Linked DNA regions of Homo sapiens: all the other regions are linked to region 2. Evidence: chromatin loops called from intact Hi-C (ENCODE). Cell type or tissue: endothelial cell of umbilical vein. All regions are shown on one strand. Each heading gives the region's core, and the rest is flanking DNA. Links, peaks and the distances in the headings are about the cores only.

Region 1 (4,700 bases), core at 393-4,392, 1.3 Mb after region 2:
GGAACCTCCTAGTATGTTTTCAATAAATTCTCTCAACCAACCTAGCAACAATGAGGTATCAGGTAGCATGCTAGGCACGAGGCTTACAATAAAATGTATTTAATCAAAGACCCAAAAGGCTTTAAGAGTCTTTGAAATAGAATCTTATTATTCTGTTTTCAGGCATTTCCTTCATTTTCTTTTTCATTCATGCATGACATGATTTTTCTTTGTTGGCTGCCATTGCCAGACACCCTGATATACTAGGTATTCAACATCTGGGAAAACAGGATAGAAATGAGTTTTTCTTTGCTCAGTTTTGTTTTAATGGTTGTTTCATTGTTTGAAGTTGAAATATAAATTGGGAAGTATGTTGAATTCATGTTGTAAATTTTGAATTTGATGTAATGTTGGGCCATGTTGGTGAAGAGGTTCTACAGGAAGTTGTAAATGACTCTCTGGAGTCTACATGTGATATCAAAATTGGAGGGATATCTTTGGAAATAAGCAACCTAGAAGCAGTATCTAAATCCACATTCTTCAAGCTTTAACTCAAATCCCAGCCACACTCACAGAATCCCCAGGGTTTTTTTAGTGGAAGAACTTTAATTTCTCTGATTCAAACTTCCTTAACTCCAGAATTTTTTATTTTAGTTCTCTTTTCTTTTTAATCTTTTGTAATAGTCCATTCTCATGCTGCTAATAAAGATATACCTGAGGCCGGGCACAGTGGGTCACGCCTGTAATCCCAGCACTTTGGGAGGCTGAGGCGGGTGGATCACAAAGTCAAGAGATTGAGGCCATCCTAGCCAGCATGGTGAAACCCCGTTCCTACTAAAAATACAAAAATTAGCTGGACATGGTGGTGTGTCCCTGTAGTCCCAGCTACTCGAGAGGCAGAGGCAGGAGAATTGCTTGAACCCGGGAGGTGGAGGTCACAGTGAGCCGAGATCGCGCTGCTGCACTCCAGCCTGGTGACAGGGTGAGACTCCAAAAATAAATAAATAAATAAATAAATAAAAAGATATACCTGAGACTGGGTAATTTATAAAGGAAAGAGGTTTGATTGACTCACAGTTCAACATTTCTGGGGGAGGCCTCGGGAAACTTACAATCATGGCAGAAGGGGAAGCAGGCATATCCTTCATCACATGGTGGTAGGAAGGAGAAGTGCAAAGGAAAAGGGGAAAAGCCCCTTATAAAACCATCAGATTGTGTGAGAGCTCACTCATCATCACGAGAACAGCATGGAGATAACCATCCCCATGATTCAGTTACCCCCACCAGGTCCCTCCTACTGCACGTGGGGATTATGGGAACTACAATTCAAGATGAGATTTGTGTGGGGACACAGCCAAACCATATCATCATTATTCATTCATCTTATATTTGTGGAGAGCAGACTAACAGACAAACAGTGTCCTAGTCACTGCAGATAATATAGTGACCAAAATAAATGCAGTTCTTCCCTTCTGAAACTTTGGTCTAATTGGGAAGTGAGTTGTCAACTAAATAATAATGCAATAATTAGAAGTTAAAAATGTCTGATTAAAAGAAGGCCATAACCTATTCTGGGCTCCTGGAAGCCTCCTTGAAGAAGGGACATTTACCATGAGCCTGAGGAATGGTTGGTAGTTAGCCATGTGTGGAAAAGAAAGGCCTTCTAGCCAGTGAGAAGGTCTTGTGAAAAGATCCTAAGGCAAAGAAAGACTATGGCATTTTTTTTGAGGAAGAAAGGAAAGACCTGGGTAACTGGATCATAGTTGACAACAAGGAGAACAATAGCAGATGAGGAGGGAGACAGAGGCAGGGGTAAGTGATGGTTGAGTTAACGTAATAAACAGCACTCCAACCTCAGTTTGACCACTTTCAGACGTGAGAACTGCCTGCAGGCAGCACATCCCAATAGAGTGACAATGAGAATTTAAATGTCCTTTATTATGTTGTGCCAAATTCGACTCCTTAAGCCTGACATATAATAAACTGTAGCTATTTAAACTATACAACTTAATAAGTTTTGGAACATGTATATACCTGTGACACCATTACCATTGCAAGTTTATGAAAAATGTTCATTGTCCCTGGAAATTTCCTTGTGTTCTTTGCAGTCCATTCCTCCCCACCACCCCCATCTCCAGACGGCTACTGATCCATCATGCCTCAAACAGTGCCTGGCACATAAAATAAATATTTGTTGACTCAAAGAAAAGTGAATTTGTTTGGAGAATTATCTCTTGGTTTGACACTTGGTTGACTGCTCTGTCTTTTCTAGGTATGCAGTGCCATTCAGAATCAGGATTTCACTGTGATCGAAGACTACTGCACTGGCCTCAAAGCCCTGCTTTATCTGAAAAGCATTGAAGAACTACAAGACTGGGATGGACAGAGTCCAGCTACTGTGAGTCACCAGAAAGGGAAACCAGTTCCACGTATAGCTGAACTCATGGACAAGGTATGTGCTTAAATCTCCTGTGTTATTCTTGAGAACTCAGCCTTGGTTTCTATTTCAGATCTTATTTACCATCTCACATTCTCACTAACAAAGGAAACACAGTGCCTCCTGGATGTGATTTCTTCAGTGGACTCTTTCTGAAGGAGACTTGATTACAGCCATATGATGGGTCTGTGAGTTACCTTTTTATAAACCAATACAACACAAGATTATATAAAAGGAAAAGACCGATGTTTGCAGTGTAAAGTGCCTCCAAATTCTTGCTTACTGTGGTGATGACTGGCATTCTTCCCAGTGGGAGTCTGGAGATTTCTTTATGCTTTCTGGAAATTATAACATTACCTTTCTATTTTCAAGACAATCAAATCACTGTAGTCTTGAATAATATAAGGAAGTTTTTAAAATTAAAATCTAATCAGTATCTTTTGTAACTGCTTCTGCTGTGTGGTTAAACCCGGTCTCAAACGGTTATGGTCCCAGCTTTCTCACTAACTGCTATTTTCCAAGAAATATACACTACATTTACGTTTTCTATAATACAGTGATTTTAGCAACACTGCTAAAACAACATTCAGCATTTTGCCTTTGTATTTCCTTTGTATTATTCTAAATAGATAACCATTGTCAGAAGACATTTCTTGAGCCCTCAATGAGGGGAGGAAAAAATTATAATTCTTAGTCTTTTCAGCTTGTCACTACATCAATAATTAACTTTAAAAAAAAGAGAGGCAGTATAAAAAGATTCTTTAAGGAAGCATTTAATAATTCAAATGAATCTTAACTTGAAGCAGGTCACATGAAAAAGAATGGAAAACAAAAGCCCTGGGTACTCTGCCTTGGATGACTGGGTTAGGGACTCAGAAAGAATAAGAGAAACATCATATAATTGACTTATATTTGGCTAGTTTTAGTAGAAAATATCACTGTCCCTCTCCTAATAGATAGCCAAAAAAAACCCTTCTTCAAGAGTAATGTGTATGGTTGCAAGTCCAGTAATGAAAAAAGAAAAGGAGGAAAGAAATAAAATCTTACAATGTGGGTTCCAGGAAAATGTCATGATGAATGACTCCATGAGTGGCAATCAAACAGAAAGACTGTGACATTAATATTTATAATATTGTAATTAGCAAGATAATGCCTAAGCAGCATTATTAGTGTAACTAATCATATTATCATAAACTGACTCTGCAGTATTTAGACAGTGAGTGTTCTTGCCTTTATCAATGACTATCAATATCCTAAGGTTGCTTATAACTAAAAAAAATTCACAAATGACTTTACAATCATTCGATGTAAATATCTCAAGGAAATTGTCTCTGACATGATAGTTTATGACCATCTATAAAATCATTGTCTCAAATTTGGGTGGTTGCCATGTGAGCGGAAATGGAAGTAGCTGCATTGCACTGTCATGTTTTGTCTTTAAAGGATTTTCACACTCGTTTCAAAACTTACATATTCAAATAAAAGATGGGTAATGATGAAGACAACTTGTGTCAATGACATAAATGGAAACTGATTTGGTAATAGTTTGAATCAAGATTCAGACTTTATTTTGTTAAGCTCAGCTTTCATCAAAATCGTAAGTGTAATTTTCAGCATTATCATTCGTTTAAAAAAAGGAAGATTTTTCTATGTGATTATATTAGTGATTCATTTCTCAACACTAACTTGAGGAATAAGCAGATGGTCTGGTAATAGATTTGTGCTTCTGGATTCTCCTGTGCAGGCTGACATGACTAAAACAATAGGTGATTATCCCTTTAGATTTATATCCCCAGTAGTGAATCAAAGTACTCTGGATCTAGGGTACAGGTGATTTCCTAATCGTTCTTTTTTTTGGTCCTATAATTTTTTTATTTTTCTTTTTATTATGTTTATATTTTTTATTATACTTTAAGTTCTAGGGTACATGTGCATCATTCTCAGCAAACTAATCATTCTTTCTTAATGTTGCTGCTGCTTTTGTGTGTGTGTGTGTTTGTATGTACGTGTGTATGTGTGTGTATGTGTGTGTGTGTCTTTGCATATAACTCACATTGTCCTATCATTAGCCAAAGAATAGTATGCTGGTCCTCACAGTGTCCGCATACTATAGGAAGATGAGAGAAAATGTAGACCCTTTGTAGAAAGACACTCTAGAAGTATCTGGCTTCTTTACACAGGAAAATTTTGTTTGGAAAGTACAATGGCTACTCTGATATTCACTCATAGGTCAGGCTAGAATAAACCAGAATAGATATTTAGAAGAAACCCATTACAGTGCAGT
Region 2 (4,700 bases), core at 260-4,259:
GCTTTCCAAAGAGTCTATGATTCAAAAATGAACTAGATGAGTGCCTTAAAATTTATGAGACTTCTGGCTCCCCAGTAGTTAGTGTCTTGTTAAGACATCAAGAATCTAGTTTGCCTCTTCTGAGTGTAGATCACTAGGTTGTGCTACTTATCTGTTGAGTGATATTTACTGAAGGGACAGATATTGGAAATGATTTTTCTGAGAAACTTAATATTTTCATAGAAATCAAACAAATTCCATTTACCTACAGTGAAAGGTTGGCATCAACAGTGTTGGCTTCTAGTTATTACTAAAATATCCATGGAAAACAAAAGGAGAAATGGGCAAGGATGTCACAGGTGTCATTTACTTCCTCTTAATTGTACATCTACTCTACAAAGACCTTCATTAGGAATCTGTTCTCCAGGATTTATTACAAAATATTCTGCTACAGGTAGGGGAATCTCTCAATTCCTGGACTATTCATATGATAAATGAGCATGAACCTCTCTGTGACATGTCTATTATCAAAGTGAACTGTTATGTAAATCTTGCATTGCCATTTAATTTCTCATTCATGTAGTTTTATCTCTTCAACTGGATTGTAAGATTTGGGAAGGTCACAGAACATTATCCAATTTTCTATCCCACTCACGATGCTTTTCAGTCTCTAATAAGAACTCAATAGTTATTGACTTCCTATTGGGAAAAGATTCAGCCAAAAATACCAAACCTGAGCACTGCCTATCAGCTGCCAGTTCAATTCTGTGACTTGCCAATTTAATTTTGAGTGAGTATAAAGTAACTTATTATGCAAAATGAAAAACTGGGTAAATTTGAAAAGAATATTTCTTCCTCTGATGCCATCAAAATTCAAGATTTTCTTTCTCCCCAAAAGGCCCAAATAACTTGCACACTTCTACTACATTAAGATCCAAGTGTTGCAATTAAAAAACAGCATTTCAAATAAGCCCACCCTATACATATACTTTAAAATATGTTATTTCCACTTATGGTAGGTTTATATTACAAAGAATTAGCGAATTTTACAAGCAAATTATGTACTAATCAGTGTAAATATTCTGTCTTGAAATACCAACGTCCTAATTTTGAATTAACAGTCAATAAAAATTACATCCAGAAAGCAGATGGAATTTCTACTTAATTTGCTTGTATCACACTGTTAAAAAAAATAAAGGTAAAAGCACAGTATTTGGAAAAAGCTGAGTATTTTCTGTTTACTGAGGAAATAGTAGTTATTTCAAATAATTGCTAAGATTTGCTACATCTTTACTTCAAATTGGTGAATTACTTTAACAACTAAATGTTTTCTTAATAATATGGAGGAATACACAGGCAAGAAGATCCTTTAGTATACCACTATAGTATTGTGTCATTTTTTTCTAAATTATCTATTATACTATATCATGTTAGGTATTCCATCCTAACAATATTTTAAACATCTTAAACAAAGAGGAAAAAAAATATATTGTCAAATCAAAGGGAGAAATATTTAGTAGCATCTGTTTTACAGCATCAAGCATCACTTGAATATTTTCAAACCAAATAATATAATACTATCAAAGATATCAAATTGGCATAAAACATTCTGTTTAGAAAAACTGAAACATACAACTAGAACTCGATACTTAAAAAACAGAAACTTTGTACCTATTAATAGCTTTAATATTCCTTTTCCTCCCACTTTCTCTGTAACAAAAAGAACCCTAAAACAACACTTTACCTTTGAGTAGTTTCAAAATGCAAAGCAAGGGCATGGGCCTGTAGGTGTTAATCGCTGCTTAGTTGATGTGAGAAAATTCACACGATATTATACCGGGGTTTTAAAAATGAGTGTCCATATTTATTTTGATGAAATGCTAAAAAGCTTTATTTTTCATCTTTCCAGTGAATGCAATATTTCCTTATTTTTTCAATAAAAAATGCAGGGAATCAGCAACATTATTAAATAGATTGCAGTGCCCATTATATATCTCCAGCATTTGATTTGTTGGGGAAAAATTAAAGCTAACTGGCTTTGATGACACAGAAATTTAATACTCAAAATGAATGACATTTAATGTTTTTATAAGAAAAGATGCCTTTTTAAAAAATGTGTTTCAAAGGAGATATCTCTTCTACACAAATATACAAAAAAGGTACTAGAAAAATGGCAAAGCTGTGGAGGTGAGACCACAGAACTCCCATATACTTCCTTTGTTTTGTCATTGTTGATGTAGCCACTAGTCATTTAGATTTAAAGACTGGAACTCTGCTCAATAATCTTCCAGCTCCAACTTTCTCTTCCTAATGCCATACATATACTGACATCTACCTTTTATAGTAATTTTGTTATTTTCTTTTGTTCTTCTTTGCCTTCTTAAGAAATGTGATCTTAAAATTATTTTTTTCTGCAGACACAAGTTCTCAGTTCCTTTACTATTCTGGTAAAATATGAATTGAAATGATGGCCTGGACTAGAAATAATTATTTAAATTGCTTTAGTTTCAGAGAATTGAAAAAGATAAAGCATATTTTCATTTAAGGATAGTTCATTTTAAATAAGCTTCTTCAGGAATCTTAGTTACAACTTGCCTGACCAGTGTCCACTAGATGACACTGTTGTATAAGCACAATAATGAGTGGTGATCGCTTTGACAATAACTAATTTATCATATATATATATATTTAGATATTGTCAGCGTCTCTCTTTCTAGATGAAACTGGCTTAGCATTTTTAATTGGATATGGCTGATAGCTACAACTTCACATCATTTATGGTAAAGTTATCCTAAGAGGTTAAAATGCAATGTAAAAAAAGAAGCATGTATTTCACAGCATTCATACTTTTGCAAAAGAAAAATCTTTTCGAAATCTATATATTTCACAGTTAAAATAGATTTCATTATGAATTTTAAATTGTGCCATCTTAAATCGAGTGACAATGATTGTACTGACAACGTTGGTTATCAAGTAGTATTTTGTCAGTAATATATATATTTTTTTCTTTCTCTCTCCCCTTCCTGGCGTCCTCCCTCCCTTCTTGTCTTTTCAGTTCTCTCTTTCTTCTCTCCTTGATTTTGGATTGAGAGCCGTTCTAGTGCAGTGCCAAAATCAGGGGAAGAATCAATTGCCTTAAGCTAACAGACCCTGTGCCGCATTGTTGCCAAGCTGGGAAACTTTAGCCTGGAAAACTCACAGAAAAACAGACACAATCATGATGTGCCTGTACACATGGAGCCATATAAGGAAACTTTGACTACTTGGAACTGTATACTACAGATTTCTAGACATAGACATTTTGAGATAAAATCTACCACTTGGAAATATCATGTAGATTATTGAGATTTTCCTCAATAATAGTATTCCTTTGTAGGATTTCTTCCTTTCTCATTCTTCTATTAATGCTCAAAAATCACTGTTAAATTAAGCTTGTTTGCTGTTATTTCAATTTAAAAAGAACAGTGAAGTAAAAACATCCATGCTCCCTTCTATAGATTACATACACTAATCTCATGCTGTTTACCTGAAAAATCTTGAGGAGGAGCCAAGCCTAAAAGAGAATTACTCTAAGCACAAGGGGTGATTGAAATGTTTTATGGCATGTGGCATATCTCAGAGGGAAGTGACAGACATGTCACCTTATTTTTTATTTTTTAAGCCAGACATGCTAATGCTAGAGAAGTGGAGATGCCTTATACTTCAGTGAGAAGCCCACTGCACACAGGAATATCTACACCCCAGCAGAATATGCCACACACTTTTATTGCTGAGTTTTTGCTAGACAATGTTTTGTCAATACAACTCACAAACAGAACTCTCAGATCATGCCATTGTATTTATGGCAAGGTACAGAAAAGAGTAGAAAAGGGATTCGCATCCTCAAATTTGTTTTCAAAAACATGGACATCACGTTTAAACACCTGAACAGTCTCTTCATGGGCGGAAGGTGGGAATTCAGATCAGATGAACTTTGCATATACTTAGTTTCTCTTTTTTCATATCTCACAGTCTCTGCTTTCTTCTGCCTTCTTCTTCTTCTTTCCTCCTCCTCCTCCTCCTCCTTCTTCTTCTTCCTTCTCCTCCTCCTTATCTCTCTCTGTGTGTGTGTGTGTGTGTGTGTGTGCATGTGCGTGTGCTTATTTACCAAAAGGAAACTTTAACTGAAAGCTAAAATGTTGCAGATAGAAGAAATTTTATATGCCAGTTCTCTCGTTCTGGGCATACCATATAATCCAATTGAGTCTTAAATTTCCCAGTACCTAATTTTGCATAGGTTGTTATGAAGATTAAGTGAGATCATAATATCTGTGATATTTACATCAAGTTTTTGATATATAGTAGGTATGCAGGAAATACTACCTATGGAAGCTTCCTAAATTGATTGAGAGAGAGAGAGAGAGAACTTTCAAGGGAGGTGGGTGTTAGAAAAAAATTCTATCTATTCAATAGTGGCCCATGAGATGACATTGCTTCAGGCCCAGAGAGAAAGCAAAGGCATAAAGAGAGGAGTAAAAGAAAACAGAAAGTGCCATCAAGATGGGGAGAAGAGAATGTGGAAATGGTGTTACAGGAAAAACTGAGAATGAAAAAGAAATAATATTTTATTGAGTCAAAGAAATGGTAAAAGAATTACCATAATTTGAGTAAACTTTGGGTGCTAAGCACTTTCTATATATTCTCTCATTTAATTCTCACAAAACTCTTGGAAAGAAGTTTTA
Region 3 (4,700 bases), core at 341-4,340, 200 kb after region 2:
TGCTGTTTACAGTATCAAAAAATATGGACTCAACAATTTTCAAACAGAGGAGATTGATTATAAAATAGTACCTTCAAGGAAAAGAATAACATGCTGTAGAAGACTATTAAGATATTCAAATATTTGAGAAAATATGAAAAAATAAACACATAAATGTATATTTAAGTTTAGAAGGATATACATCAAATATAATGTAAAATTACCAGGAATGATAGAATTTTGATTGATTTTCCTTTGTTTAGTAGTATTTTCCAAGTTATCTAGAATAAATTTGTCTTGCTTTGTAAAGGAAAAAAGACTTTTTTAAAAGAATTTACACAGTTTCCTTATTGATTTAACACTAGTTGCTAACTATCCAAGAAAAATATCAAGATCTTAGCAGCCAATTATAGTGTTGTTTGTATTACTTGCATTATTATTTTGACAGGGAATTTCTGGAGACACGATTACTTAATGTGGAGAAATAAATCCCTAATAAAGAAATTTCTGACTCTGTAAGCATCATTTAGGATCTTTGGAAGGAACTTACAGGAACCTCTCTGAAGATCTTTCTTATAGCTTGATCCAAGTCATCTGTCTAATTCCATGTGTAAACTTCATGAAGGAGGAAATTTGGGAAAAAACTTTAGAACTAGGATGGGAAGAAGAGTTGGCTAAACAAGAGCAGGTAGTACAGCTGCGGGCCTTTTTCAGATAGGAAATATTGCAGAATCAAATTAAAACTTTATTCTTTTAGCCCTAAAAGATCATCCCTGCCTTTTAATAAGTACAATGATCTAAATTTTTGTAGCTCTTCTATCCTTTAATTTATTCCCTATGTAACAAGTATAGCAGGATAGAAAAAAATATACGTTATTACTAGTTGCCTTCAACTCTATGCCTAGGGAAAGGATTGCCATGATTTAGGGGTGCTTGATAAGTTTCTGGTTTCTTGAAGCTTGGAAGAAAACAGCAGATAAGGAGAAATGGGGATTTGAGGCTTTCTAATTTCTTATGTGGTGGGGAGGTGTATGGGTTAGAAACAAATAATTCTCTGTCCTGCCAGATTTTAGAAAGGAAGTCATGTATCCAATTCAATCTAACAAGCACCCTACCGGCGTGGAGTACAGATTTGTAGCTACAAACCCTGCCCCCACAGAGTATTTAGTCATGACAATCTATATTGTAATTTGCAAGTTGTTCATCAAATCGCAGTAAATTACTGGAAACATTAAAACTTAATAATAAGTAATATTCTCCTGGAAAATTAGAAAGCTATGTCTAATTTAAAAAATCTGAAAAATCTTTCCACCTTTCTGGCATTCAGTAAAGCATACACCTGCCTCTGTAATTGCCATTTTGTTGAGGAGTAACAGAGCATGAAGCGTAATAACCACGGTATGTCTAAATAACAGCACCCTTAACTGTAGAAAAGCATTGACTTTGCCATGTGGTCCACCCTGCTGTAAATCAAACAGATTTTCTCCGTACTTTAGTATATTAGGGATATGTTACACAATTTTCGTCATTATTTTGCCACATATTTTTGTCATATCTGTTTTACTAGTTTTTTATTTAATATTTTATATATACATTTAAATGGAATCACCTTTTTACCTTAGCTCTATCCTGAGCAATAACCATGAAATCATGACTTTGATGTGCAAATTGCCTATTTCTAATGTAATTAAAATAAAAACTGTTCATCAATGTGTCATCTAAAAAGCCACATCACTCCACTTCAGTAGCAACACAGCCTAGACATTAAGATGGAGGAAGTCGGCCAGGCGCAGTGGCTCACGCCTGTAATCCCAGCACTTTGGGAGGCCGAGGCAGGCGGATCACCTAAGGTCAGGAGTTCAAGACCAGCCTCAACATGGAGAAACCCCGTCTCTACTAAAAATACAAAATTAGCTGGCCGTGATGGTGGCCTGTAATCCCAGCTACTTGGGAGGCTGAGGCAGGAGAATCGCTTGAACCTGGGAGGCGGAGGTTGTGGTGAGCCGAGATCGCACCATTGCACTCCAGCCTGGGCAATAAGAGCGAAACTCCGTCTTAAAAAAAAAAAAAAAAAAAAAAAAAAGATGGAGGAAGTCAGACTGTTCGTGTCCAAATTCCAGCTTTATGATTCATAGTTATGTGACTTTGGATAAACTCTGTGAACCTCGTCTGTGTTTACCTTCTAGGTTTGTTGTAAGAAATAAATGATTTAATATATGAAAACTAATGGAACAAAATAAGCCTGTAATAAATGTTAGCTGGCATCAGCTAGCATTATACCACAAATTAGGAGTATTCCAGGGACTGGGAACAACTAATACCCTCCCTTGAGAGTATTTACAACAAATAAGGTCATGCCCAGAAAGGATCTGAGTTCTTTAACATATTCGATGAATGTGTTCAGAGCCTGTCATGCGAAAGACTCCAAGCCAGAAAGGAACACACTCCAGCATTGCTCCAGGAAGCTAGAGTGTGGTAGCAAGGTCACTGAGAGCACACAAACCTCTGTCTGACTGCATCTAATGAATGAGAGATGCTTTAGATGTCCAGGGGTTTGTGTCTTTGCAAGAGTTCACTAAATAAAAAGCTCCCTGTTCTCTTACAGATTCAAAATGGAGAAAACACAAAGTCCACGCCTTAACAAAATGACTTATGTGAACTCATAAGCTGACTTTAAGAATAGGAAAACCTGATATGCCAAACCTTGTGTTTATATCACCTTTCTTCATTTCTCCATTCACAGTTGCAGCCGATAGTGTAAATGTAGCATATTCCCACCTAAGGCCAAACTCTAAATGCACTGAGTCACTTATACTCTAAAGTATAATTTTCTGACTTTGAACATCAGGGTCTAGACACAATATAATGTAATCTCAAATCTCATTTGTATTTCAAAGTAATTGTATGGACAATGTGTATGAGTGTATGTATGTTCAAGCCTTCTGAAAACGAGGCTAACTAGTGAGGTGAAGTCTTAGGTGGAAAATTTTATTTCCAGTATATCATTACTATTTGTTAAATGCATTCCTGATTTTGGATAATCATAGTGGAAAACACACATACACACACAAACACTAAGCCACAGTACTCAAGCAAACTTGAAGAAGGGCAGGGAGCAGTCAGCCTCTCATTATACAGCTGTTTACCAACAGGTTCTTCAGGCACATGGAGGGTCTGACTTAATTTGAATGTGCTGTGCACCATGTTTTTTCTGTGCTAAGTCAGTTCGCCTATTCTATAATCTCGAGTAGTGATCTGTTTTAAAAACAGTGTTCCATATAGCAGAATTAAGTATACATCTTGACGGTTTGCGGGTACAAAAATATCAAGTTTTCCTTATCTGGGGGGCTGGAATGCAGTGTAGTAATTCAGTACCAATTGACCATATACATGCACACACACAAGTATTATATATAATATTAAATATAATTTGAACGTCCTAACAGGGTGTAAAAGGCTCTGGAAGCTATGGGGTGTTCCAATGCCTCCAGCTTCATATTGTGTCCCTTTTCTCTTTACTCTTTGCCTTCTGATATTCAGGAATTGCTTCAAAAATGAGCCTATATCTCTCTGGCATTTCAGGCACTTTCACACATGCTGTTCCATCTGTCTGGAAGGCATTCTATTCTCTATGTGGCTACTTCCAACTGACTGTTGCTCAGAATCTAGCTTAAATATCAGTTCATTCATGTATACATTCACTCATTCATTTATTCCTCCATTTACGTATGCCATCTGTATTTATTGAACCCGTGATAAATTCACGCACTGTGCTAAACCTTGAGTATGTGAACAAAAGAAATGCAGCTCTCACTTCCTTGGAGCTTAAAACAACAGAAAATACAAACAATGAATAATTACACAAATTCACATGTAACACATGTATGATAATGGGTTTGAAGGGACACAATGGAATGCTATGAGAGAAAAAAATAAAGATCTAATTTAGATGAGCCTGAGATGAGGTGGGAGAGGAGGCTAAGGAGGTCTCTAAAAAGTAGCTGTTAGAGTGAGATCTGAAAATTAGACTAGAGAAATGATAGTGGGAAGAGTGTTCTAGGTATAGGAAACAGCACAAAGACTCCATCGTCCTTCTAAATTCACTCTCATATTTTATGTTCTTATAGCATTTTATTCTCCTTTGTAATATTAGTCACAGTAATCATTGAATAGTTATTTGGAAAACACTTGCCTCTCCCACTAGACTGTTACTCTCATAAGGCCAGTAGTAATAGTATATGCCTTTCTCTGCCCTTTCCTAAGCACCAAGCACAGTGAGAGTCTAACCCATGGTGGATGCTTACAAAGGTCTGCTGATGAAATACAGACAGTATTAATGGACTGGGAGGTCAGCAAGGGAAGCACTGCATTACAACTTTTAATCAATACTAAAGCTCTGCTTAAATATGTGCAATGAAATTAGGTGCACTTTGCCCATTTAAAAAATTTAAACTTAAGTATGCATGTTAGAGGACATGGTGGGCATAATACTGAAAGGAAAAGATCAAAAGGTAGAAATATTTATTCATTCGAAATTGACATATCACTTAGTTAACAAAACCTGCCATTTGTGTTGCTATCACTACGTAGCACAATATCCTTTGGGCACGTAGTAGGCACTCAAATATGTGTGCAATTAATGACAATGAGTTAACTAATGGAAGAAATATTTATAGGTATGTTCACTTATACCAGTTTATTTATTCAACAATATTTATTGT
Region 4 (4,700 bases), core at 330-4,329, 470 kb after region 2:
CATCTGGAAATTTATTCTCTAGACAGACTTTCAGGGATCACACAAAAGCAGAAAGGCTTTTCTCCCAAATCTTCTACTACTCAGGATTTATTTAATGATTAATTTGGACAGATCTGTGGGGCCTGGTGGTTTACACCTGTATTTCCAACTGTCTGGGAGGCTGAGGTGGGAGGATTGCTTGAGGCTAGGAGTTCAAGGCTGCAGTGAGCTATGATCGTATCTTTGTACTCCAGCCTAGGTGACAGAGCCAGACCCTGTCTCTAAAATTAAACAACAACAACAACAACTAAAACATAAAAATCTGAGAAGAATAATAATTGCCGGTTAATAAGTGACATAACACCAATGTGCCTTATTTATTTTCCCCAAAACTTGGAATAATAATAGTGTATATTTCCTGTTTTTAATAATTTCTAGACATTTTACTATGTTTAAATCAATTCATTGTTTGCAATAAAAGCCTCATAAATAGTGAATACATTGATATATTTAAAATATTCCCTGTACAATTATTGAGGATCATTAGAAATGTCATGTGAGAGACAGTACATACTTGGAACCAGCATTTTCTCTAAAACTTCCTAGGACTTTTAAGAGAATAATAAACTTCAAATGTACTTCAATAAGTTCCACAGAAAAGATTTAATGTTGAACAGTCTTCTCTAACTCATTTCAAGTACAAGAGCTACCATTAAGAAGTCTGAGACAAATAGTTACAGACTGGGTATTTTTCTGTAATTGTGATCCAATTTCACATTGCTTTTAAGGTCACGAAAACTCAAAGGGTATTCCTGATACATGATCTCAATCTCCAACAGATGAAACTGGCCCTCATGAGTACATGTTGCGATGAGACTATCTTCAAAATTGAAGTGATTATGAAAGTATGAACAGGATAATGTGTCAGAAAATATACAAAGGATTATTAATAAAGCAAAATGAACATAGGAATCAATTGCTTAAGTGTCACACGTTACTGATATCACAATGATGACATAAAACTTTTAGACTTCACTTTTGTTTTTAAAAGATTTTGAAAGAAATGCAATTGATCTAATCTATCATGGAGAGACAGACTCATGATCCTTTTCCTGTGGAAAACAAGGCAAGCTTTATTTTTTTCTTTTTTTAATTTTCCACTATTGGACACTATTTCCAAAGTTTAAGGGTGATAGAACAAGTGGAATAGCTTTCATTTTATAGTCGTGTCAACACTACCCAATTGTGGTTGTAGAGCTGGTTATTCTTTAACTTCTCTTACACTCTTGGGGCCCTCTGCCCTCCAAGACATAAAAAGAGAAAATGAAGTTGCATTGTAGTAGAAGAGATTAAAGCTACATATAACAATTTCTAGACAGGAAGAATTGTTAAATTTTGAACACACTAAGGGAGACTAATAAATCAATCTCTTCCTCTCCTTCCTGCTTTTCTAATTTCTTTAAAGACATTCCTTTCTAAAGTTAAATTGCTTGACAAGCTGCATTCTGTTTTAGTGATTGTCATTATTATACCCAAGTTAGATGAGAAACATTAAGCATTATATTTTAAACTCTAAAAGAAAACATGCTTAAGACAAAATATATCAGTTACATAGGTATACAATCTTATTCCTTTCTCTCAAACCATGAATAATTACCTTACGCAGGTAAAATTGCTCAGGAATTTAATTTGCTACTTGGAACCCCAAATTTTTCATTGACAATTTCAGAAAAGGAAAAACCCAATTCAGTACAAACAGGTTCACATTTGCTAATTGCCTTTACTTGAGACTTAAGGCTCAAATACTTGCCTGAGATCAACATAGACATTGAAAACAATCTATTTCAATAGAAAGCTAAGATGCAATACAAAATACGGAAATACTTTCTGCTAAACTTTAGGCTCAAGGAAACTTCAAAAATATATATATATAGCGTTGTGTGTGTGCGTGTGTGTGCAAATATATCACAATTTACTTGTCCATTTTCCTGTCAATGAGAATTAGAGTTGGCATTATTTTGCTATTACAAGTAGTACTGCTAAAAATATTATTGTACATATCTTCTGGTGCATGTCTTCTTATACATACACATGTATACACATACACACACATATGCACATATCTTGAGGAGGAATTTCTGGATTGTAGAATGCATGAAAATTCAGCTTTACAAGATAATATTGAATTATTTTTGAAAACACTTGTGTCAATTTACCTCTAACAATGTGTAGTAGAATGATTTATCCACATTGTCTCTAACACTTGGTATTGTCAGCCTTCTTTTTGGGATGGGATGAAGGGTATTATTCTCTCTTTACTACTAATATGCATTATTTGAAATCAAACACAGAGCTTTCCAATTGGCATGCTAATATACCCCAGTGTTTCCAAACAGGCTGCAGGTTTGCCAACAATAGTGATTCCTGCAGCTCTCAGAGCTTAGGCGTGGGGCCCAGCCTTTTGCTTCCAATGTCTGCTGGACAAACCCTTCTCTTTTACCCCAGCGTGTACACAAATACTATTTTCAATGAGTGCCATAATATGGAAATATTTAAGAAATCCTACTGTACAATATACATGGTGGATGGTGGTGTTGATGGTAGTGTTGGGAATTATCCAAATTACAGTGATAAATACATAAATGTGGGGCTCATAAAACCCCTGGAAGCAAAAGAAATAACTTCTCTTTTTAATCTACCAGTTTAAAAAATATGTTTGTGTTTGATAAAGTCATCTTCCAAGGATCCCAGGGAAAGGTGACGAATAAAAGAAACTGTAAAATGCTCTAAGTCTCTTAAATTTATAGCACAGTGATTAGTGAAAATATCCCTCACTCCAATAAATAAGAGAAAAAGGATATTTATTTTGATAGCCTGGCTTTCTATTTTTAAAAGTCAATTGCACCACCCCATGGACATTTAAGCCACTGCTAATAAAGGCCATTTTTCTCTGTTTTATTTTGCAACTATAGGTATGGGTGGAATTTGGACCCAAAATTAAGATAGTCTTTTCTTTTGCTTTTCTTTGGGGTTGTTGTGTATGCAAGAGTTCATGTTTCCTAATTCACATTTAGCAACCAGTGTGTTTCTTGTAGTCCTTAGAAATAAGTTCACAGAAATCACCATGACATTCTTGGCTCTTGAAAATTCTTCAGTTTTCTAATGCATTCACACTTATAAAACTTTTTTACTGAAAAGAAAAAACAGAATAAAAAACAAAAAAACCTAACACACATGCTTATTATTTTGTTTTCAGTTTTTGCATGTGCAAAGTTCTATTTTTAAATGTAACTTATTTCAATATGGTCTTGTCCTGTCCTTGGATTTAATTTAGTAGACTTTGTCTTTGAATGAATTTTCTTATGAAAATGTGGCAATTTTATTGTATGTATGTACAAAATCTGTTCTTTAAAATGGGAATAGTTTTATATAGAAATGAAATATCAAGAAATCTAATTCTTGACTATGATGAAGGATTTTTGTATAAAAAGTAGTAGTGGAAAACGTTGCCTTTCTTGGGGTCATCATTTTCACTCACCACATTTCATAAAAATATTAGGTGTTCTGAAAAGTTAACAAAGTTTAAAAAAAACTTCTCTATTACCATAAGTGCATATTTGTAAGTTATCTTAGTTACCTCAGAACTCTCTCTCTTAGTGTGCTGTTTTATGCAGATAAATTACACAGTAATTTTAATGTGTAAGTATTAAATACCAGGCACTATAATATATAACACTGTCTTATATCTCATTTAATTTCACAACCTGTGAAATAGGGACTATTATCCCAATTTTACAGCTGATAAAATTGAGTCTCGGGTAGGTTAAGTAATTTATTCATGGTTCAATAGTTAGTAAGTGGAGCCAAAATTTAGTTAATCTGGTTTCCAAAGCCCACAATTATCCCCACTTGACCATCTTACCTTCAGAGCTTGAAATATGTGTGGGTTTCTCAAGATGAGCACAAAAATGCCCAGTTCAAAAGATGAAAATAAGAAATAACATGTCATTGTACTTAAAATGATGGGGACATTTAGGTCAGAGACTCAAGGCTAGATCTGGAATGAACCTTGGCCAATGACATATATAGATCTCACAAGATAAGAAGTAGTGTCTGATAATCTGAACTCACCTATTACACCCTCAGAGGACATAGGATACTTTTGGAGTTTCCAGCCAGACTGAAAATCTCAGACACTTTTTTCTTTTCTTTTGAGACAGGGTCTTGCTCTGTTTCCCAGACTGAAGTGCAGTGGCACAATCATAGCTCACTGTAACCTCGAACTCCTGGGCTCAAGTGATCTTCCTGCCTCAGCCCCCTGAGTAGCTGGGGCTACAGGCATGTGCCAGCATGTATCCAGCTAAAATTTTTATTTTTCCTAGAGATGAGGTCTTCCTATGTTGCCCAGGCTGACACTTATTTTTTAACAAGGATAACGATGGGACTTTGAGGATGATCATTTTCAGTTAGCGTAAGAATCAAGTGGCTATGAAAATAACTCTTAACCACGGGAGAGTCCTAGAGACAAGTGTGGTGAGTCTAGACAAACCAATTGAACAAAAGCAGAGAGTATGTGTGTTTTGCCATTGCTATATCCCCAACACCTAGAACTGTACCTGACACATAGTAGGCATTCAGTAAATAGTTGTTAAAAGATTAAACTCGGGGATTAGAGCAAGATTTTTATTAGAATCCTTGAAAATTGGTCATAACTCTCTAGA
Region 5 (4,700 bases), core at 458-4,457, 1.2 Mb after region 2:
GGTTGTCCATGTTTTTTATCTCATTGACCCAGCCTTATAAGCTTGCTGAGAAGAGACATCTCTTCTGCTGCCTTTGAGCAACAGCCATGGTGCTGGGTACAAGAAATAATTTTGACTGAAAATGATTTTTCATTTTTTACCCTATTGAAATTTAGGAAGAAATGTTATTGTCAACTAATTGATAGAGCAACTAAACAGTAGGATCTCTCTTTTTCAAAGTGCCTGGTCAGTTTTAGAGTGAGCATTGATTCAGAGGGTTCAGATAAGGGCCCAGGTAGAGATGTCCTTGTCCACACCACATCTTTGAGAGTTGTACAGGCCAAAGAAGAGAACAAAACGCCATCAACTGCTGTACAGCCTGTGTTTCAGTAGACTCTGAGGGACACAGCCTTATCACAGAGCATAGAGATTAACACATGTAATTCTTTGTAAAGTGAAAGAGAATGTGTTGCTGAGAGTGAAAGGAATGGTTTTACAGTACAGCAAGTGCTGCCATGGACACCCTGGCCATAGAACCACCCACAGAGTAAACAGAGCACAGGATTTCAGAGAGAAAAGAAATTGTGATTTTCCAAAGGAAGAAGTAATAGGATCCTAATGGATGTGGAACCTCTTTTTTATTTTTCTGTATGTTCTCAGAATAATGCCCACTTGTTATCCTGGATTCTCCCAAGAGTAAAATGAAACTCCGGTCATCGGCATTATCATTGTCATTATAATCTTCCTCCTTCTCCTACTCAAATAATCATTTTTGAAAACACATAGAATGGTGAGATTTTTATGCTGTGTAACATTTGCTCTGGACATCCTTAAGCAAAATCACATGAGAAATATTACTTCAAGTCCACTAAGTCTGTCATAGGTGAGAATAATTTCTTGGCTGGGGAAATATGTCTTTTTTAAATAGTTCTTCTATTTATACTTATAGGTAAACCTTTAAAATTGTAGGCAAAAAGCATTGCCAGAAGCTCTTATTTGGAGAGATTGAGGCATGTGTTAATCTGGAAATAAAGAAAAGTCCTCACATTCAAACCCGGCAGTGAATTTTATGGTGATATTGCAGACTAATTGTCTTATTGTTGTAATGCATTATCTAACCACACGGCCCTGCCTTTCTTACATGCACATACTATTTAATTCCTTGAGCCTGAATTTCCATGTCTGTAAAATGGAGATAATGTATATGTGACTTGTAATGATGTCGTGAGGATATAAATAACGAGTGAATAATTTAGCAGAGCAACTGGTACTTAATAGGTTCTCAAGTTATTTCAGTCTAACCATAAAAATAATATTGCCACTGGCTTTGAATTCTAATTTTATTTTTTCATATGAAGTGGACACCAGCTTAAAAATTATAAAGGCTTCAAATAGTTTTACCACTCGCAACCAAGACACACTGTATAATCCCACATCAATGGATCTTAGTAGTATAAGGAACTGAATAGCAAGGAAGAAACTGAGTTAGAACTCTGGTCTATTTTAAATGATAAATACTAGCTGCGATGTAAAACCATTTGTGCGTTTCCTCAATAACTCTACTTTGAAAGTGCACACCATTTTTAAAGTAAAAGTACATTTAAGGTTGATAGTAAGAAAAATTTACTACTTGTTCCTGCATCAAGGTTTTAGAGCAAATAATACAATGAAGGTATTATACATATTCGTAGATATATATGATTATAGTTCACACCAGCCTATCACATAAATCAACTTGTAAAACTCTCCTTTCTTGTTTCCAAAGAGAGTACATATGATACGGCATCTACCATGGAAACTAAACCAACTTGGAAATAGCAATAATGTCCTTAATTCAGTAATTCTTTTTCTTTTAGCTGTGTTTTTCCTCTGGGTAAACCTCTCTGCGCACTGGATTTCTTTCTAAATCTGAATGTCCTCTCTGGCCATATTGAAGAATGTGCTCACTGTACTGTTTCATTAAACTGCTGTGTTGTCGGGTAATTGTTTAAACATAATGCCATAGCACTATCAAAAGGAAAGGTGAACTAATGGCATTTGCAAATGTCAGGGATTATCTTAACACTTTTATTATAGTTTATAAAAAGTAGGTTCAGGGCATTTCATGGCAATTATTTCTACAGAAATTGGTTATTTAAATAAATTGCTAATTATCTGAAGATGACAGTATTGAAAATGCTACTAATGAGTTGTTTAATAAGTGTAGCTTGTGGTGGCCACCTACAGGTTGAAAATAGAAAGAACATACATATAGACTAATTATGCCTAGTAAATGCCATATATTTTTCTCTCTAGTGACAAATTTAAAGACATTTAGCTCTTCATGCCATCTTTTGAGTCTTGGACAGTATAGTGAGTTTCTAAGCTCCTCATAAATTTGGTTTTGGTTCTAAAACAAATTTCACTTTGCTTCTGTAATTGTCTTTGTCCTATTATTCTTGGACATAATTATCTTTAGTTATAGCTAGTATGATTTTATAATTTATCATCTGAACTGGGATACTTTTAGACCAAAGGAAGATAGCTATTGTTACATTATGTAATTACAAATAAATACAGGTATAATAAACTGGGACTCTCTTGGGCAAACTGGGCTATATGGTTACTCTAGTTATACAATTACTAGCTATTCTACTTCTAATTTAATTTTTATCCAACAATTAATATAATGTCTATTTTTCTATAATGTTGATTTTTATGGTTTTATCATACCTGGATAATATATCTTTATTAATTATAACAATTATTATTATTAACTCTTCTTTCTAAAGCTTAATTTATATCCAGACACTTAAAATCAGGAAGCAGCATAGCATTGTGGTTAAGAGCATGGTGTTGGGAGTCAGGTAGGCCTGGATTCAAATACTGGACCCATACTTTCTAACAGAGTGATCTTGAGGATGTGGCATTTATCCCTGCTGAATCTCAGTTTACACATCTATAAAAATAGAGACAGAAATATCTATTTCATAGTAATGTGACCAGCACAATGTATGCAAAAATAAATAGGAAACTATCTGTCAATTAGAAAGCACTCAAAAGAGGAGCATTTATATTTAACATATTTAATCTTAAAAGTTAACTCATACTTGCTTCTTTTCTAAGTTAATCACTGGTATCTGTTGGAAAACTATAGAGCATATAAAATTGCTCTTAAACTACCAAGAATAAGTTATAGTATCCCCAGATTTTGAATTGGAAGAGAAAAACTAATCCAATATTTCCTGTAGTACAGAGAAGTCTTTCTGTTGCATCTTGCTGTCAAGTAGCCATCAAGATTCAAGGAATAGGGAAGTTCCATTGTAGCTGCTTTCATTGCTGAATTTACAATAAATTAATTATAAAAATAAGAATAATAAAACCAATCGTGTATGCTGAATTGTTCGTTCCAATTTGCTACATAGGATAAGCCCTTTTTTTCATGATTATCCTTCAAATATTTGATGACCATTTATAGGATTTCTTTTAATCACTATATAGATATATATGATATGTGTGTGAGAAAGACAGATCAAGAGAGATCATCCTATTCACTCTGTTGTGTTTGTAGATCTTTTATCTAAAATATTGGACACAGAACCAAACATGTTCTTTGTAATGTACAGAGGATAGAATCACTGTATGTATCACTCATATATAAAAATGTCACATCATATATACTGATGATGCTTATTCTCGTAAGGTGAATTTTAGGAACATTATAAAAATAGATATTTTTACTACAGAAGTAAATTATAACACCATTTTATCAAAAAGAATCCAACAATAAAAAGTATATATATATAAACTTGAAAGGTCTTCAATCCCTTTACTGCAGGACTCACCCCCTTTCCCAGAGATGATACCTGTGAACAGTATGAAATTCAACATTATATGCATTTACATGCACACATACTAAATGTAATCACATACTTTTTTGCCAACAATGGGAGCATACCATATATATTGCTCTGCTACTTGTGATTAACTCTTAACATTATAAATTAGAGCTATTTGCGTGTCAATTTTAAAGGTTTTCTGGAATATCATATCTTGGTGAACTATAATTTATTTAATAGAGTAACTACTCATGATCCTTTAGATTGTTTTCTACGGTTTTTCTATAGAAAGTAATACTTCCAGGAACATTGTTGTATATGTAACTTTGTGTCTAAGCACTAATGGAACAGATTCTTCAAAAAAGACTTAGAAGATATATATATATATATATATATATATATATATATATATATATATATACACACGCACACACACGTTGCAAATTACACTTAAAAATCTAATAAAGATTTATTCACACAGATACACACATTTACTACCATAGACTCAAGCTATGAATATTCATAATTTTGAAGCCAATGAAATAATATATGGGTTACAAAAGGAACCCCAAATGTTATATCTAGGAATGAATATTAACAACCCTTAAAAATTAAGTGTTTATCCTTATATGTGTTATAGCTGAATGTTTATTTTTCTGATCAATTTTCTCTGGCTTTGACACTAATATTAGCTTATACACATTATAAGCTAGGCACTGTGCCAAGTCTTTCCCATGAGTTGTATCATCTAATACATCCAAACTCCCTGGAATATTATTAGTATTAATGTCCTTGTTTTTTAATTAGGGAAAACCAATGTTTTAGGAAGTTGAGGAGCTTGCTCAAAGCTACAATTGTATAAAGCAAATGGTTTGAGACTTACACCTAATTGGTTGGACTTCC
Region 6 (4,700 bases), core at 378-4,377, 800 kb after region 2:
AATGAAAAGCAATGTAATAACTTGTTGAGAAATTTTGAGATTATACTTGATTACTTCACTGCTTAAAATTCATGCATCTTTCCAAGCATCCTCTTTTATCTTTTTTTGTTTTTGACAAAATGCAAAGACATATTCATTAGTTCTGATTAATGACTCAAAGCCACTCTTAAGTCATTCCTACTTTGATGCCTTATAATTATGTCAAGTATTACATTACTGTGCTGAATATCAGATATTTTCTTTAAGTATTTTTGGTTAATTTTTAATGGTAGTACTCGCTAGGGTATTTAATGAGCGTTTTGTGATGAAGATGATGATATAAGGAAATGTTTTTTAAAATCATGGCTTTTTCTACTCGTAGAAGTCTTTACATGTTGTAGATGATCAATAAATATCTGTTGAAGTATTGATTAATTATTAACTCTAATTAACCCTATTAACTCATGATGTCTTCCGTATTATTGTAAAAAAGGAGATAATTTATTAATCACTAAGGTTATTTTAACATTATACAGCTTATATTCTTTTTATTTTAAAAAACCTTTTATAAAACACAAATTATATTTTAAAATATTTTATCTTCTTTGCATTTACCTTCTTTGTGTTTATCTTCTTTGTATTTCTTTGGATGGAGACATGGAGGAATTTTTATTATATTTTTCTATATATGTTTCATGGAATAAAGACATATTTTACTTATGGTAGTTACCTAAATTAGAGAAGTAAAACAGTTCTTTTTGGTATTTTCATTGTTTAAGCATTAATTTTCTTTTAGTAGTTTCCAATGGTTTAATTAACTCTTAAAGTGAAGTTGATAAGAGAATTGGAAAATTACTGAACTAAGAAAAATGTTGTCTTTCAACTGCTATTTATGGCTGCCAGTTACATTTTTTGTGGGAGATAATTATCATTTGAACCTGGAAGGGGTTATTAGTGAACATATACTATGGGTATTATCTTAGTCTTGCTGGGCTGCTATGCCAAAATAGCATAGACTGGGTGGCTTCAATAACAAACATTTATTTTCTCACAATTCTGGAGGCTAGAAGTCTGAGATCAGAATGCCAGCATGGCTGGGTTCTGGTGAAGGCCCTCTTCCTGGCTTGAAGATGTCTGCCTTCTCCCTGTGTGTTCCTATGGCCTTTCCTTGGTTTATCCGCATGGAAAGAGAAAGACCTCTGACGTTTCTTCTTTCTATAAGGGCACTAATCCCATGATGGGGGCCCCACCTTCATGAGTTTAACTAAAACTAATTACATCCCAAAGGCCCCATCTCCAAGTACCATCATGTTTGAGATTAGGGCTTCAGCATATGACATTTGTCCTTAGGATCATCATGATGTTTTGTTTTGTTTTACGTTTGGTAATCATACTATAGGTCTGCATTGTCCTCTAAAGGTAGAATATTGATGTTGAAGGATAAATTTTAGGATACTTAACAAAATTAGAAGTTACTGAGATAGTGGATATTGTCAAGAAGACTTTTGGAACATCACAGTACACAACCCTTCCCCTCCGCCCACTGTAATTCAATGAAGCTAAATGTGGAGAATTCAAGACTACATTGTATTCATGTGCACAGTACACAGTGGTTTTCAAATAGAGCTAGGAGATGTACTGTTGGATAGCTATTTTCACACTACAAACCACACAGCTCTTATCTTACGAATCGCTGCTATGTAAAGTTTGGTGAACTGAAGAAGACATACACAGAAGAAAAGAGGGGTTAGTAAGAGAAAAGGAAAATGGCATGGAAATGGCAGGGATTGATGCAAGTTGGAGGAAACTAGGCATATTTCCATATATGATATATATTTCTTTCTAGAACAATCTTACCAAAGTACAGAAATGTGAAATTTTGGGGGATAATTTATGTTTTATCCGTTCCTTATTTCCTGTTTATTCCAGTTAAGCTATGCCATCTTTCGTTAGCAGGATTAAAGTGATCTAATAATCTCTTTCTCTGTCATTTAAACAGCTTTTTTGACTTTAAGTGCTTAACACCTGTATACTCTAAAGCAAGACCAAAGCTTTTAAGGGACTGCATTAAATATTTTAAGTAAATCTATTTTAGAAGCAATGCAATTGAAATTTATATCAAATCAGTTTTTCTTCAGATCTTGCCTTTGAATGGCTTAAGAGGTGTCCAAAACAGTCATATTGTTCCCACCTTCCCAAATACAATCTAGTTTGGTTATATTACTTTTCTATTTCTTAAACTCATATTACTTAGTACTGTTATAAGTTATGTCAGGAATTTATGGGAAAAACAATACTGCAAGAATGATTACAATATGAAGTCAGAAACATAAACTCTTAAAATGCATTATTAAGCATTAATACTGTGGACATCTAAGAAAGTTTTATTTTTAAAACAACGTTTTGACTTATTTACTTTCCTATCTCAAAATATGTAAGGAATCTTGATGTGTGTTGTCATCTTCTGATTAACCATGCAGTGCCACCTGGTGTGCAGATGGAAAGAACATTACACATCAGAGGCTCTGTTCACACCCACCCCCACCATACACAAACTTACATGGCAGAAAGTTAACAGATGTTCATTTTGCTTTTGTTACTGAGATACGTTGTGCATCCAACTCTTAATTCATAAGTTAAATTTGGAGATTAAGATATTGGTATTTGGGTTAATCAGTCAAAGATTATATTAATACATCCATTATGAGAATAAAGTAATATTTAATTGGAAAATTGCTGCTTTGGATCTTTAAAGTCTTATTTTGTGTTTCTATTCTTTCCTTTTTTTAAAAAAAATACTTGGTAGTTTTGTCTATTGAGCCTTATCATTTATATTTTACTAATAAATTTATCATTCCTAGAATACTGTAGTTTAAAACTGATTGCTATTTAATTTCTCCCTGGTTAAGTTTCCATTTTACAGGAAAAAATAGCCCTTCTTTTGTCTTTGGAGATTGTATCACAGTCAGGTATTTTTCCACTTCTCTTACTCTTTTAATGCCACTGTTGGTTGATCACATTTTAAAGTTGGTTGATCATATTTTTAAGCTTCTGCAATATACCTAGCAGTGTGCTAGCAATTATATGTTACAGAAAAATTAAAGAGGTTATTATATATTTAGAAAAGTAATTAATGCATTTTAAAAATAAGAACTTTGTGCATATAAATATAATAAATAGAATAGCTACATTTATTGAGTTCTGTGCAAAGTCATGTTTAATTCTCACAAAGTAATTTTGGATTGGTATTATTCATATCTCTATTTTACATTTATGTAAATGGTGTCTAACAGATATTAAGTAACCTTCTCAAGTACTAGAACCTGGATTTAACTGAGGTCCCTCTGAAACCAAAGCCCTACTCTTGGCTAATACATTAAGTTGGCAGAATTTAATCATTTTTTAAAATTTATTTATGCTTTCTTAAAAAATATTTTAAATTAATTCTTTTTTAAAAATTGTGGTAAGTACACATAGCATAAAATATACCACCTTCATCATCTTTAAGTGAATAGTGGGATTAAGTACATTCACATCGTTGTGCAACCATCAGCACTATTCATCCACAGAACTCTTTTCATCTTGCAAAACTGAAACTATACCTATTAAGCAACAAATCTATGAATTTGACTATTCTATGTACCTAGTATGGGTGGAATCATACATTATATATTTTGTGTGTGAATGGCTTATTTCACTTAGCATAATGTCTCAACCTTCATTCATGTTGTAGCATGTGTCACAATTTTATTCTTTTTTAAGACTGAATAATTTTTTATGTATATATCACATTTTGTTTAACATTAATCAATCAATGGACATTGGATGGTTTCTGACTTTTGGATATTGGGAATAATGCTCCCACAAACATAGGTTATACAGATATTTCTTTGAGTCCTTGATTTCATCTCTTTTGGCCACACATCCATATGTGGAATTGCTAGATAATTTGGCAACTCTGTTTAACTTTTTGAGGAGCCAACATACTGTTTCCAAAGTAGCTACACCATTTTATATTTCATCAACAGTGAAAAAAAGTTCCAGTTTCTTCACATCATCGCCAACATTTGCTAGTTTGTTTTTGTGTGTTTTTTGATAGTAGCTATCCTAATGGATGTAAGTAGTATATAATGATTTTTCATTTGCTTTTCATTTGCAGCCTGCTTGTTACCAACAGAAACTTGCAGTGATAATATATAGATAAAAAAAATTTTTAAGTATATAAACATATGATTAATCAACAAGATGAATTAGAAAATAAGAACCTCTCCTATAAAAATTAAATGGCATTCACATTTTTTGATATTTTGAGGGCCTCAATTAGATTATATGCCAAAGGGATGAAGATAGAGGGCCAAATTCAGCATGAAGACCAGTTTTGAATTGGCAAATTATAGAGAGGACTATTAAGAGATAGCAAAATATCTTATATTTAAATTTCTAACTAATAAAGTGAGTTGTCTACAAAATTTGTCTATAAATGAACAGATATCAAATATTTTGTATGTTGTGGGCTGTATGGTCTCTTTTGTAGATATTCAGCTCTTTACATTTGTAGTATGAAAGCAGTCTTAGAGTATATGTAAACAAATGAATATGGCTATGTGCCAATAAAACTTTATTTAAAAAAATGAGTAGCAGGGCGGATTTGCTCAGCAGATGATGCACCAAAAAATTACTTAAGAACATTAGTTGCTTATATTTTCTTCTTGTTTTAAGAA
Region 7 (4,700 bases), core at 488-4,487, 1.5 Mb after region 2:
TTTCCTTTATTATCTTCATCGTCACACCACCAGACTCCCTGCCTTTGCTCTCTTCCCAACAACACTGCCTGCCGTCAGTGGCGCGGAGTCAGGCAGGCAGTGCTACGGAGTCCCTTCAGAGCTAAGACAGCAGGGATGGAGAGAGCTAAGTGCTGTCAGTTATGTTGGCTAGTGAGGAAGAAGGGGGTTAGCTGCTTCACTCACAATTTTGGAACCGTGTAGCTATTCACCCTGTTTATGTAACAGATGCTAAATAGAAAAGAGATGTCAGCTTGGAAAGCAGAAACCCATACTAACCAACTCTGAAGTGAGAACTCTAATGAAAGCCAAAAATAACAAAGTTCTCTTCTCTGTGACAAGAAAGGGGTATTAAAAATTCAGGCAACCTGAAACAATCCATTCAAAATGGCATAAATCTTCCTGTAACATTTTACCATATTCCTGAATGCAACTTTTTCTACACTCACTCAGGCATGATTGTGATGGAAAGCAAGATGGATGCTATTTATAAACCAATGATTGAAAAAAAAAATTCAAAACTCTGACCGATAGACCAATGTATCCTATATTTTTAGTGGAAGCCATAGAAGGTATAGTTCTGTAGTAAAATACGTCATTTCAGTGATACACAGTTTACATTCATGTTTTTATTTTTTTAAATCATTATACATCTCCATAGGGTTTAGGTCCCCACTCCCCCCCAAGAAAAAGAGACAGAAAAATCACAAACATCCAAAGTTAAAAATTTGTATATAAATTGTATAAATTTAAATTTATAAATATAAATGTATATAAATTATATAAATATAATTTAAATGCCCTGTAAGTTTTCCTTTCAATAAAAACATTCTTACAATTTATATTTATGTAACCATCATTCAATAAGGCTAATATATAAAGATATTGCAAGGAACTCTTTCTTGTCAATGATCTGGAGATATTGCTATTGGCTTTTATTGGTAAGTTTACTCAGCAACAGTTAAGATATATACAGTCCATTGCATCTTTGTTTTGCACATTCTTGTTCAGGGTAATAAAAAGGGCCAAATTCCTTTAGTTAAACTTTTACAATGATATTGTGGCAATATATTTGAAATATTTGTCACTCTCCAAGGAATTATACTGATCAACATACAGCAGACTTTCAAATAAATCTAATTATTTGAATATGTTTATGATGGTTACTTAAATAATATTTAAATATGTAAAGATATGGCTACTTAAAAACGTTGCAGTGTTCCTGTAAAATCAAGGTTTGTTTGACTTTGATCAGGTCTCCTCCGTAAGAAGTTCGTACGGCAGTAGCAGAGCCAAGGGTCTTAAACATTCTGAAGCACCTCTTCCGTTCACCCGAAGATCTCAGGCATTCCGGATGCTGTCTCTCTGCTTTGGAATCCTGCTGAAATGAGCAGAAGTGTGCATGTGAGGAAAGTCAGGAAAGTTCATTTTATTCAGAAGTATGGAAAGGGCTGTGTGGATTTGTTTTAAAAGACCCGTCCTGGACATTGAGAGAGTGCTTTGAATTGGATATTGATATTTTCATTGAAGCTAGAGGAATCTGAAATGTTCACTGGAGTAAAGAGATTATGTTGTGATAACAACAAAAATAAGAAGCAGTGTTTCTCAGCCGGGCACGGTGGCTCACACCTATAATCCCAGCAATTTGGGAGGCTGAGGCGGGCGGATCACCTGAGGTCAGGAGTTCGAGACCAGCCTGACCAACATGGTGAAACCCCGTCTCTACTAAAAGTACAACTATTAGCCAGGCGTAGTGGCGGGCGCCTGTAATCCCAGCTACTCGGGAGTCTGAGGCAGGAGAATCGCTTGAACCCGGGAGGCGGAGGTTGCAGTGAGCCGAGATCGCGCCATTGCACTCCAGAAAGCAAGACTCTGTATCAAAAAAAAAAAAAAAAAGGTGTTTCTTACTACTGTGGCTTATGATGTAATGAAAACATGGTTATTCGCCACCATGGCACACGTTTACCTGTGTAACAAACCTGCACGTCCTGTACATGAATCCTGGAACTTTAAATTAAATTAAGTTAAATTTTTAAAAAAGAAAATATGGTTATTTATCATACGGGAAAGACCATGATGTGTTGACTGGTGTGCACTAGTTGCTAGTGCCCTCTGCTGGACAGAATGAGCATTTCACCAGGAGGGCTGTGGCTGGGCTGTCTCCCTTGTTACCAGCAGTAAGGATGGATACATATTTTTCCAATTCAGATGCTTTTGTTGTAAGACACACAACACACAGCATCTCCCCAAGGACAAAAAAATCCAAACTAAAGACAAGATACAGAGACTCATTCTTACTATGTGATTCTATTAGGAATAATGGTTTTCAATTTGCATAAACTCTGATAGCATTTTCTTTTTACTTACCCTTCCTGCCTTCTTTTAAACAAACTATATAAAACTCCTTACACTGAAATGTATTCCATAGGAACTCTTCCTATTCTTTTTCTTTCACTCTCTATCTCGGACATATTATCTAAAACATTTCTTTTTAAAAGAATATATCTTATACATATTCTATCTATATATATATTTTTAATATATGTTCCAGTTGTAAAATGCATCAATATAGTGTCATTTCAAATCTAGGCAGTAACCATGACATTGCCTTGCTCACCTCAAAAGGCTCCAGTTTATCATAAATGATCAGTAGCCGAGAGTGTGAAATCAAAGCTAGAGAAACATGAAAGACCTCCTTCTGGTGTCAAGTCCTTTGAGGCCAGTTCGGACCAGCAGTCCAGCAGTAGGAAACACAGCAGTGGAGGTGTGCAGAGGCTTGTGTGAACAGTTCACCGTTGTTCACACCCCTTGAGTTTGGTTGTTGAATGGAAGGTTGAAACATATTTCCTCAACTCAAAGCAAAACTAACCTGAAAACATAAATTGGCCCATTTGGGCTTCAAACTTGACTCAAATGTACAAAAAGGGGTTCACAAACTTCAGGGAACCTGATTCAACCTTTTAGTTTGTTAAGAAACCCAGAAGAGAGGGCCTTTATAGTTATCAAAGGTCTGCACGTTACCTCGCCAATGGAAGTGTGCTGTTAATAAAAGCTGCTCCCCCACGTGTCGGGGGCACCAACCCACTGTGCCTCAGAAGTTCCCAAATGTCTGGCATGGTACCAACCTTTTTTTTTAGGCTAAATTTATACTCTATCCAGTTAAACTGTGATGAGCGGAGTGTCAGTTACTTCAGTTAAACAAATAGCTAATTCTGAAAATAATATTAAAATTAACTTTGATAAGGTTATAGACATAAAAACTGAACATATTAAGGTTTTATATCATTGTCCACTTTATAATAATAATTTCAAAAACTTACAGCAAGGACCCTAATGTATTTCATGTTTGCTTTGTACTTTTCTTCGATATATTTGAAAATGTTTGAAAAACGGCTTATACTCCTGTAACATCTGCTAAATGGTCTCATAAGTGTCAGCACCTTCAATGTCACTTGCTTTCTATAAATAGCTAACATGCCTGAAGCTTCTCAAACATCACTTACTTTGTACCTGGAGGTTTGTTTTCCCTCTGTGTTGGAACAGATTTTTTTTTTAATGTATAGGCAACCCTAACACCATTGTTCTATTTTTCATACTTGGAGCTCTTCTTGCCTTTTGTCATATCTGATATTGTTTTAATATGTGGAAATCAGACAAAAATGTCAAAAGAAGAAGAAAACACCAGCAGAGATGTACTATAAATTGAAATATTTTATATCTACAGTAAAAAAAAAACCTTTAATTTTAAAAATGCCAGAAATGATTCCATCAGTATGAAAATAAAGATGTCATGACTAAATAGGAATTTTCAGTCTCTTAGCTGTCAATAATTAATAGATTATTTACACTGGCACACTTACATTTCCCAGCTTTCTGGATTCCATTTACACTTTGATCCTTTGCTCAGCAGCAAATTTAGCATCATTGTGACCTTCCTCTGCCCAACACCATCCGCCCATCAGACAGGGAGAGAGCATCATCTGATATGTGCATTTATTAAGGCAGCAAGCTCCAAATATTGGAAAAATGACAAATGCCAGTGTTTCCTATAATAAACTGGAAAAGAAACAGATTGTTCTTAAGGAAAAATCAATTAGCAAACCCTCTCTACAATGCTTTTCTTAGGAGACAAGATGTTTGCATCCTATGGTGAAGTATGGCTCTTAAAAGATTGTTTCTGATTAAAATCCTGCAGAATTGATAGCACTTTTGCAATGGTTATATAATTTCTTCATATAGAGGAAATCTTAATGTTAAAGATTCACGATGTCTGCTTAATTGTATTGCAAACAATGGTTTAAAATAATTGAAGTATCATTAACACCCTGATCTTAGAAAAGCCTAGATTATGATGAAAAAATGTACATTTAATTAAGTTTATATTTTAAAAAAGAAAATGAAAACTTATTTAAAAATTATGCCCAAGAAACATATTGTGAAAGTCCATACATCATATTAATGGTCAGAAAAAGCGTTATGAAACCATGGAATCTTAAAAATGTATAGTAATCAATGTGATAATATTTGGTGTAGATGCAAAAGACTATTAGTGTGGAAAATCATTTTGAAGCTGATTTTTCCTTTGATGTTGATTCAGGTTTGCATATTAAAAGATTTTGAACTAGGCCAAAATGATGTGGAGCTCCAATATGCAGTAAAGATATAAAGAAGAGTGAAAAATA

The links. Hi-C counts contacts between places; a loop is a spot of excess contacts. Peaks named below come from ENCODE experiments on the same cell type or tissue, not always from the same donor. Only the 100,000 strongest peaks of a DNase experiment are listed, where the experiment ranks them.
Region 1: a loop joins it to region 2, with 4 times the contacts of the local background. A loop is called at or near these places in 3 of 110 quality-filtered maps.
Region 3: a loop joins it to region 2, with 3 times the contacts of the local background. A loop is called at or near these places in 3 of 110 quality-filtered maps.
Region 4: a loop joins it to region 2, with 4 times the contacts of the local background. A loop is called at or near these places in 14 of 110 quality-filtered maps.
Region 5: it touches region 2 in a loop (2.9-fold over the local background); 4 of 110 quality-filtered maps call a loop at or near these places.
Region 6: a loop joins it to region 2, with 2.9 times the contacts of the local background. A loop is called at or near these places in 7 of 110 quality-filtered maps.
Region 7: a loop joins it to region 2, with 13 times the contacts of the local background. A loop is called at or near these places in 20 of 110 quality-filtered maps.

Annotation. Positions count from the first base shown.
Region 1 is chr1:97,190,800-97,195,499 of GRCh38, reverse strand. DPYD (dihydropyrimidine dehydrogenase) reads left to right here. Exons shown (of 23, transcript NM_000110.4): 20 at 2,252-2,431. The region is part of intron 1 of DPYD-AS1 (DPYD antisense RNA 1); the gene reads right to left. Among named protein-coding and RNA genes, the nearest start is that of DPYD-AS1, 97 kb to the right of the region's middle. In endothelial cell of umbilical vein, for the core only: no CTCF peak of the experiment used is centred there; a DNase peak (open chromatin) is centred at 2,409; H3K27ac peaks cover 1,416 bases.
Region 2 is chr1:98,466,208-98,470,907 of GRCh38, reverse strand. No RefSeq gene overlaps it. Among named protein-coding and RNA genes, the nearest start is that of SNX7-DT, 190 kb to the left of the region's middle. In endothelial cell of umbilical vein, for the core only: a CTCF peak has its summit at 2,574 (motif pointing right); a DNase peak (open chromatin) is centred at 2,607; H3K27ac peaks cover 597 bases.
Region 3 is chr1:98,261,592-98,266,291 of GRCh38, reverse strand. All of the region lies in intron 2 of LINC01776 (long intergenic non-protein coding RNA 1776), which reads right to left. All of the region lies in intron 1 of LOC124900404 (a long non-coding RNA gene), which reads right to left. Among named protein-coding and RNA genes, the nearest start is that of LINC01776, 53 kb to the right of the region's middle. In endothelial cell of umbilical vein, for the core only: no CTCF peak of the experiment used is centred there; a DNase peak (open chromatin) is centred at 2,281; H3K27ac peaks cover 2,111 bases.
Region 4 is chr1:98,000,195-98,004,894 of GRCh38, reverse strand. The region is part of intron 3 of MIR137HG (MIR137 host gene); the gene reads left to right. Among named protein-coding and RNA genes, the nearest start is that of MIR2682, 43 kb to the left of the region's middle. In endothelial cell of umbilical vein, for the core only: no CTCF peak of the experiment used is centred there; no DNase peak of the experiment used is centred there.
Region 5 is chr1:97,241,643-97,246,342 of GRCh38, reverse strand. The region is part of intron 18 of DPYD (dihydropyrimidine dehydrogenase); the gene reads left to right. All of the region lies in intron 1 of DPYD-AS1 (DPYD antisense RNA 1), which reads right to left. Among named protein-coding and RNA genes, the nearest start is that of DPYD-AS1, 150 kb to the right of the region's middle. In endothelial cell of umbilical vein, for the core only: no CTCF peak of the experiment used is centred there; a DNase peak (open chromatin) is centred at 2,202.
Region 6 is chr1:97,666,916-97,671,615 of GRCh38, reverse strand. The region is part of intron 8 of DPYD (dihydropyrimidine dehydrogenase); the gene reads left to right. Among named protein-coding and RNA genes, the nearest start is that of DPYD-AS2, 130 kb to the left of the region's middle. In endothelial cell of umbilical vein, for the core only: a CTCF peak has its summit at 2,468 (motif pointing left); a DNase peak (open chromatin) is centred at 2,455.
Region 7 is chr1:96,964,174-96,968,873 of GRCh38, reverse strand. No RefSeq gene overlaps it. Among named protein-coding and RNA genes, the nearest start is that of DPYD-AS1, 130 kb to the left of the region's middle. In endothelial cell of umbilical vein, for the core only: a CTCF peak has its summit at 2,136 (motif pointing left); a DNase peak (open chromatin) is centred at 2,113.